2 separate regions of the Homo sapiens genome follow, and region 2 is linked to region 1. A link is a loop called in an ENCODE intact Hi-C map of the cell type or tissue named here. Cell type or tissue: endothelial cell of umbilical vein. All regions are shown on one strand. Each heading gives the region's core, and the rest is flanking DNA. Links, peaks and the distances in the headings are about the cores only. Region 1 overlaps ETV6 (ETS variant transcription factor 6). Region 2 overlaps ETV6 (ETS variant transcription factor 6).

Region 1 (2,917 bases), core at 145-2,644:
CTGCCGGCCTTTGGGTGGAAACCTTCCTGCCTGCAGCACAGGCAGTGTGAACTGCGGGGCTGTCTGAGCAACCCAGCTCTTGCCTTTTCAGTAGCAGAGGTAATGTGGCCACGACTCAGAATTATGGGACCCCAGATGCTGAGGAAGTAAACTGACTTCTTTTCAGCTCACAGCAGACGCATAGACAACAGAGTAGATTTCATGTTCTAATGAAACAGTGTAGAAACTCTGTCCTTGGTGGCTCAGTACTGTGTGGTATGAGCCTCTGCCTCCCTCCCTCCCTCCCTCTTTCCTTCTCTTTTCCTCCCCCACCCCTTCACGGCCTGCCCTTTCCTGATTCTTCAGAACTGACAACTATAAATCCAGCCCAAATTCCTTTAAACAAAGGGTCACCAAGAGCACGACCTTGAAAAGACTTCTTGTGATATGCACTTGCAGAGTTGCATATTGTTCCTTGGATTTAGGACAGGCCAAAGAAATCTTCCACTTTATTTAAGAAGAGCCTGTGTGGTTCGAGGCCAGGGCCGTGGACATAGGATTAACCACAATAATAATACAATGAAGTACACATGCAAAATGAAAACTTAATAATGAAGAACTACTGATTTTTTCCAGGGAGTATCAAGCACTTCCTTGTAAATTCTTACAAGGCATGAATTATTTCCTAGAAATGATTTAGGCTCTTTTGGAAAAGTGCATTGATTCTTTTAACATCATAATTCCAGTTACGGTAAAACCTCCATTATCTGATTTTCTGTGAATTGCAAAGCTATTATTAACTGGTACATTTTATATTTTACCAGTACAGTGACAGCTGATATTTATAATGGTGACCCCAAAGTTCTGTAAAATGCCGAATTACCCACTCAGGAATCAAAGAAAGATTAAATTGTGTTAAATAGAGTTTTTCATGTTAAGTGTCTTATTTTATTCAGATCTTGTTTTAGAAAGTCCAAGTGTACATCCACCATAATTTTCGAGGGCAGTACCAACTTAAAATGTTTTATCTTTTCTTGGCTTTGTAAACAAAACCTTGTAAAAAAAAATTTTTTTTTTCAATACTTTGGGTTCAAACTACAGATCATTCGATCTCAAACCTGACAGGTAAACAAATTTTTTTTTCAGAGTAAGTATTGCAGACATGAAAGATCATAAATGTGTTCACCAAAGTGAGTGTGAGACAGATCACCCCAAACACTCTCCACTATTTCTCTATGATCTTAGCCCAGCTGTGTGTGTTGTGAGTCATGCCTGGGTCTGACACCAGCATTCAGAGGCTGGCATAGCTTAGCATCCACATCATAAAGGGCTCAGATCGATGGCTCTCCTTGTCAAGCTCTGCAGCCCTCTCTCAGGCTTTGTGAGATGTGGTTTGCATCATTTTCCTTTAAGGAAATGTTATGCAGAAACATAAATGCAGTATACAACGAGGAGGCTTTCACCAAGAAATTAAAAGGGTACAGATGTCTAGGAATGCAGGGGTTAAGACAAAAATGTACTGCAGGGAAAGAAATGTGAGCAGAATGCCCCTCTTTTCGCCTGCTTCTGCCTTGCATCCAGCCCTTCCCGGGGAGTGTGATGTGAACTGCCATCCAAGGTGGCTGTGGTACAGGGGCAGGGTCTGGGGGCTGCTTCTGCAGCTTCAGCGCAGAAAACCCAGAGCTCAGTCCCAGCAAAAGCCTAAAGGAGAAGGAAACAGAGGCCCTAACACAACAGAAAATGATGCACCCCACTTTCCTGTGGTTCATCAGTTCACATACTTCCCAGGAGAAGTCAAATCACGCCCCAGAATAGGATACCTACTTAGGACTTAGTGATGTTTTATAGTCATGTCGAAGAACCTTCACATCCATGGCCTCATTTGATCTCACAGCAAGATGGGCATGATTAAAAAAAAGAAGTTACTCCCACTTTCCAGATGAGAAAACAAATTCAAAGACAGTGAGTGCCTTAGCTGAGTCCTATCCAAGCAAGGCAGGGGGCAAAGCCAGGACTAAAACACAAGGTTCTAATTCCTTCTCCATGATTTCCTGATGCCCATCATACCCTAATAGAATAGGATCACCCTGCAAGGCAACTGGTCCACATGGAGAGTCCTCTTGGAGGACACCGACCCGTGGTGCCACCTCTGATTTGCAAGTTGGTGCATTAGACAAGCCCTGGAATGACAGCCAGAAGATCTCTATTCTGATCCTGGCCCTCCGTCTACTTGGGCCACTTTGATCAAGCCATTTAGCCCCGTTCCCTTCAGGTGGCTCAGCTGGAAGTAAGAATGATAATGCCCATGCAGCTGACTCACCTGGTGACTGTGAAGGCCAAATGAGATGATGTGTTTGAGAGCACTTTGCAAACTGTGGAGTATTGCCAGCCATTTCTCCTAATTTGGCTCAGGGCAGAAAGACATCCAGGTGAAGAGCTTGATGTGTGTGATGACTTAGGCTTGGGGATATTTGTGAACAGGACACAACAAATAAATTCGTTTGACGGGCAGAGGGACAGTATGCTGGGTATAGTAGAAACTCTTGGAACCTGCAGTTATTGAAGGGTTTAAAACTCAAAAATGATACAGAAGGCAGTTCTATTACAGTTTCTGCTTTTTTGCTGTTCAACACCTCTGAAGATGGTGCGTTTAATCCTTCCTGGGATGGCAGGTTATAGATGACTTCATGCTGAAAGTGACCCGTAAGGAATATCCGTATATTTTGAAGTGTATGTGGTTCACCAGGCAGAAAACAGTCTGCCAAGTCTCTCATCCCAGGCAGAAGGGGTGGCACATGCGAAGGCCAGAGAATGCAGTGCCTCTGAGAACTGTCAGATGTCAGTGTGGCTGGAGCCAGGTCTGCTAGAGGGTGAGGTTGGAAGTTAACCAGGAGTTTAGGAGGCCCTGGGAAGCCTCTGAAAATATTTAAGCAAAAAC
Region 2 (2,917 bases), core at 279-2,778, 50 kb after region 1:
TTGGATGTTTAAAATGACCTCATCCTAACTAATTACATCTGCAAGGACCGTCTTTCCAAATAAGATCACATCCTGAGGGTACTAGGGGTTAGGACTTCAACTTATGAATTTTGGGGGAGAGATAGTCAACCCATAATGGGCATAAGAGACCGGGAGTGGTATATGAAATATAGTTTGAATTCCACCTCAAGACCTTGAGCTTATGACTTCTGTCTAGCTCTGTGTATCATTCATACTTCCCACTAATTTTTAACAAAATGACTGGGAGAGGGAGAAAGTGAAACCCAGTGGACTGAGGCTTGAGTGAGCATTACCTCCTGGGCCTGTTGATTTGCGTCTCCCTGGTGACCTTCTTCTCTGACCAGCATCCGTGGGCTTAGGGAAAGCACGGTGGTGGAAATGTGATCCTGGTGTGTGAGATGCAAACTTGATCTTAGCCTTTGCTCTCCCTGGAAACTTATCGGTCAAAACTTTCACTAAAGGCAGTTTTTTGTCTGTTTGTTTAGGTTTACTGGTTATTTATTATTTATAGCATGGTTAAATTGGGTCAAATTTTTATGAATTGTAAGTAGAGAAACTTTTCTAATAAGAGGAAAGGATAAGAAATCAGACCTTTTTGTAAAGAAAATTACCCCACTTAAAGTCCTGGTTTATTTTAGGCCGTTTGGCAGTGAGAAGAAGGGATTATTTGTGTCTGACAGAGGTCTACAAGGAAAAAGGTTTGGGATCAGAAAACACTTCCAACCAGAATGACGGTTCCCTGCCAGTCCTTGGTCTTTCTTCCTCCCTTCCTTCTGTGCCCACATGGACTAATTATGTCTGGCTTTCCCTCCCTCTTCCTTGTATATTTCCCTTCCATATCAAGACCTTCAGAATGAGGGCAATGTGGATAATTTCCCAGTTTTCCAGCTGGGCAGCTCACCAAGAACAAACCCAGACATCAAGGCCAGACCAAAAAAATCTTCTTGTTTTAGACAGAAGACTCCTACATCTGGGGGATTTAATGCACCCACTGTCCGCTCAGTGCATTTCCTGTGTCCGGAGCTTCTCTGCCTGCCGGCTCTGGTCTCGTAAGTTTCCATGCCCTGCTGCCAACTTATAATAACAGAGGCGGCAGGCAGCAGGCTGAGAATGTCATAGCCTACTCCATACATGGGCACTGCTTTGCAGACTGAAACAAAGCTTGCAGGGTCTCATTGCAGGCCTCTCAGCCTTGACAGTGGTTGTGCCCAGACCACCAGGAGCCTGGAATTAAATACCCTCGGATCCAGTTCTCTACTGTTAATGTTATCAGCTTCATCAAGTACTTCCTCTTTGAGTGATATCTGTGGAGAAATAAATAAATCAAGCTCCTCCAAGTCCTGTTCCTGCCTGGATCCTGAGTCCAAAGTAAAATCTGAGTTGGATTATCCAAAGCACTATCACCCTCCTGCATTGTTCCCAAGGTCTGGGCAGGAACGGAGAGTGAAATCTCTCCAGGACATTACATCAGTTCCTCCTTTACCCTTGGCATGAAAGTTCTTCCTCTCCTGGTCCTCCCAGACTTCCTAAGGCCTGCCCTGAGTGCACACCCACACACTAAGCCTTGAAGCCCAGGACATCAAAGAAAGCCTGCAGGTAACCAGATTACTGACCAACGCCTGTGACCGTTTTGAAATTTATAAGATGGGAAATGGATTCAGGAAATGGGATTTTTCAATACATGGTCTTCATCATCCTTAAGTATTTTTAAGCCTTAATAAGCTTTTAAGTAAAGAGAGACATTCTGTAAATGGCATTTAGAAGAAAATATAGGAAAGTTCAAACTGGAACTGTCTTCAATAGTTGTTTACAGTGATCATATTCTGTGACAAATGAAAAGTGGACCAGGGACAAAAGATAAATACATTTCTATGGGCAGCAGAATTGACATCCATATTATCTATAAAAGGAAAGTTTGCCTTGTCTACAAAAGATTACAGATCATTTTAGTTGGTGCCCAGTAAGCATTTCTATGCATTTGGGTTAAAGTGAGGAAGTTAGTGCTTGTCTTTCCAACCTATATCCTTGCAAGGTTAATTAAGCACTTTAAAAAAAAAAAAGCTTTTTATAACAGGAAATATCAAACCTATACAAAAGTAAAGAGAATTGTGTAATGAATCACCATGTACCCATCACCAGTTTTGATGATCAACTCAAGGCCAATCATGTCTTCCTCTGTGGTCTACCTCCTCTCTCCTTCACCATCCCAGATTATTTTACAGCAAATCTCAGATATATAATTTCCCTTGTAAATAGTATCAACAGGCTGGGCGCGGTGGCTCATGCCTGTAATCCCAGCACTTTGGGAGGCTGAGGTGGGCGGATCATGAGGTCAGGAGATCGAGACCATCCTGGCTAACATGGTGAAACCCTGTCTTTACTAAAACTACAAAAAATTAGCCAGGCATGGTGGCGGGCACCTGTAGTCCCAGCTACTCAGGAGGCTGAGGCAGGAGAATGGCGTGAACCCGGGAGGTGGAGCTTGCAGTGAGCAGAGATCACGCCACTGCACTCCAGCCTGGGTGAAAGAGCGAGACTCCGTCTCAAAAAAAAAAAAAAAAAAATAGTGTCAACATAGGTCTCAAAAAAAGACTATAAAATCATAATAGAACCATCATATCACTTGAAAACTAGTAGTTCCTCGGTATCATCAAATAATCTGCTAGTGTTCACTTTTTGCCAACCATCTCATAAATGTTTTTTACAGTTTGGATCAGAATCCAAACAACATCTATACATTGCAGATGGTTAACGTATCTCTTAAGTTTTTTTCAACCTATAGGTTCCCATCTGCAACCTTCTTGTGTGTGTGTTTGAGCAGTCCCTCTCTTCAGGTTTTTTTAAAGAAGTCAGCCATAATTAGTATATTCGTATATATAATATATTATATATATTA

What was found. Peaks named below come from ENCODE experiments on the same cell type or tissue, not always from the same donor. Only the 100,000 strongest peaks of a DNase experiment are listed, where the experiment ranks them.
Region 2: a loop joins it to region 1, with 3 times the contacts of the local background. A loop is called at or near these places in 5 of 110 quality-filtered maps.

What each region holds. Positions count from the first base shown.
Region 1 is chr12:11,813,314-11,816,230 of GRCh38, forward strand. All of the region lies in intron 2 of ETV6 (ETS variant transcription factor 6), which reads left to right. Among named protein-coding and RNA genes, the nearest start is that of ETV6, 170 kb to the left of the region's middle. RefSeq lists a silencer at 1,082-1,376. In endothelial cell of umbilical vein, for the core only: no CTCF peak of the experiment used is centred there; DNase peaks (open chromatin) are centred at 248, 388 and 1,238; H3K27ac peaks cover 1,495 bases.
Region 2 is chr12:11,862,685-11,865,601 of GRCh38, forward strand. The region is part of intron 4 of ETV6 (ETS variant transcription factor 6); the gene reads left to right. Among named protein-coding and RNA genes, the nearest start is that of BCL2L14, 210 kb to the right of the region's middle. In endothelial cell of umbilical vein, for the core only: no CTCF peak of the experiment used is centred there; DNase peaks (open chromatin) are centred at 347, 1,027, 1,117 and 1,477; H3K27ac peaks cover 2,046 bases.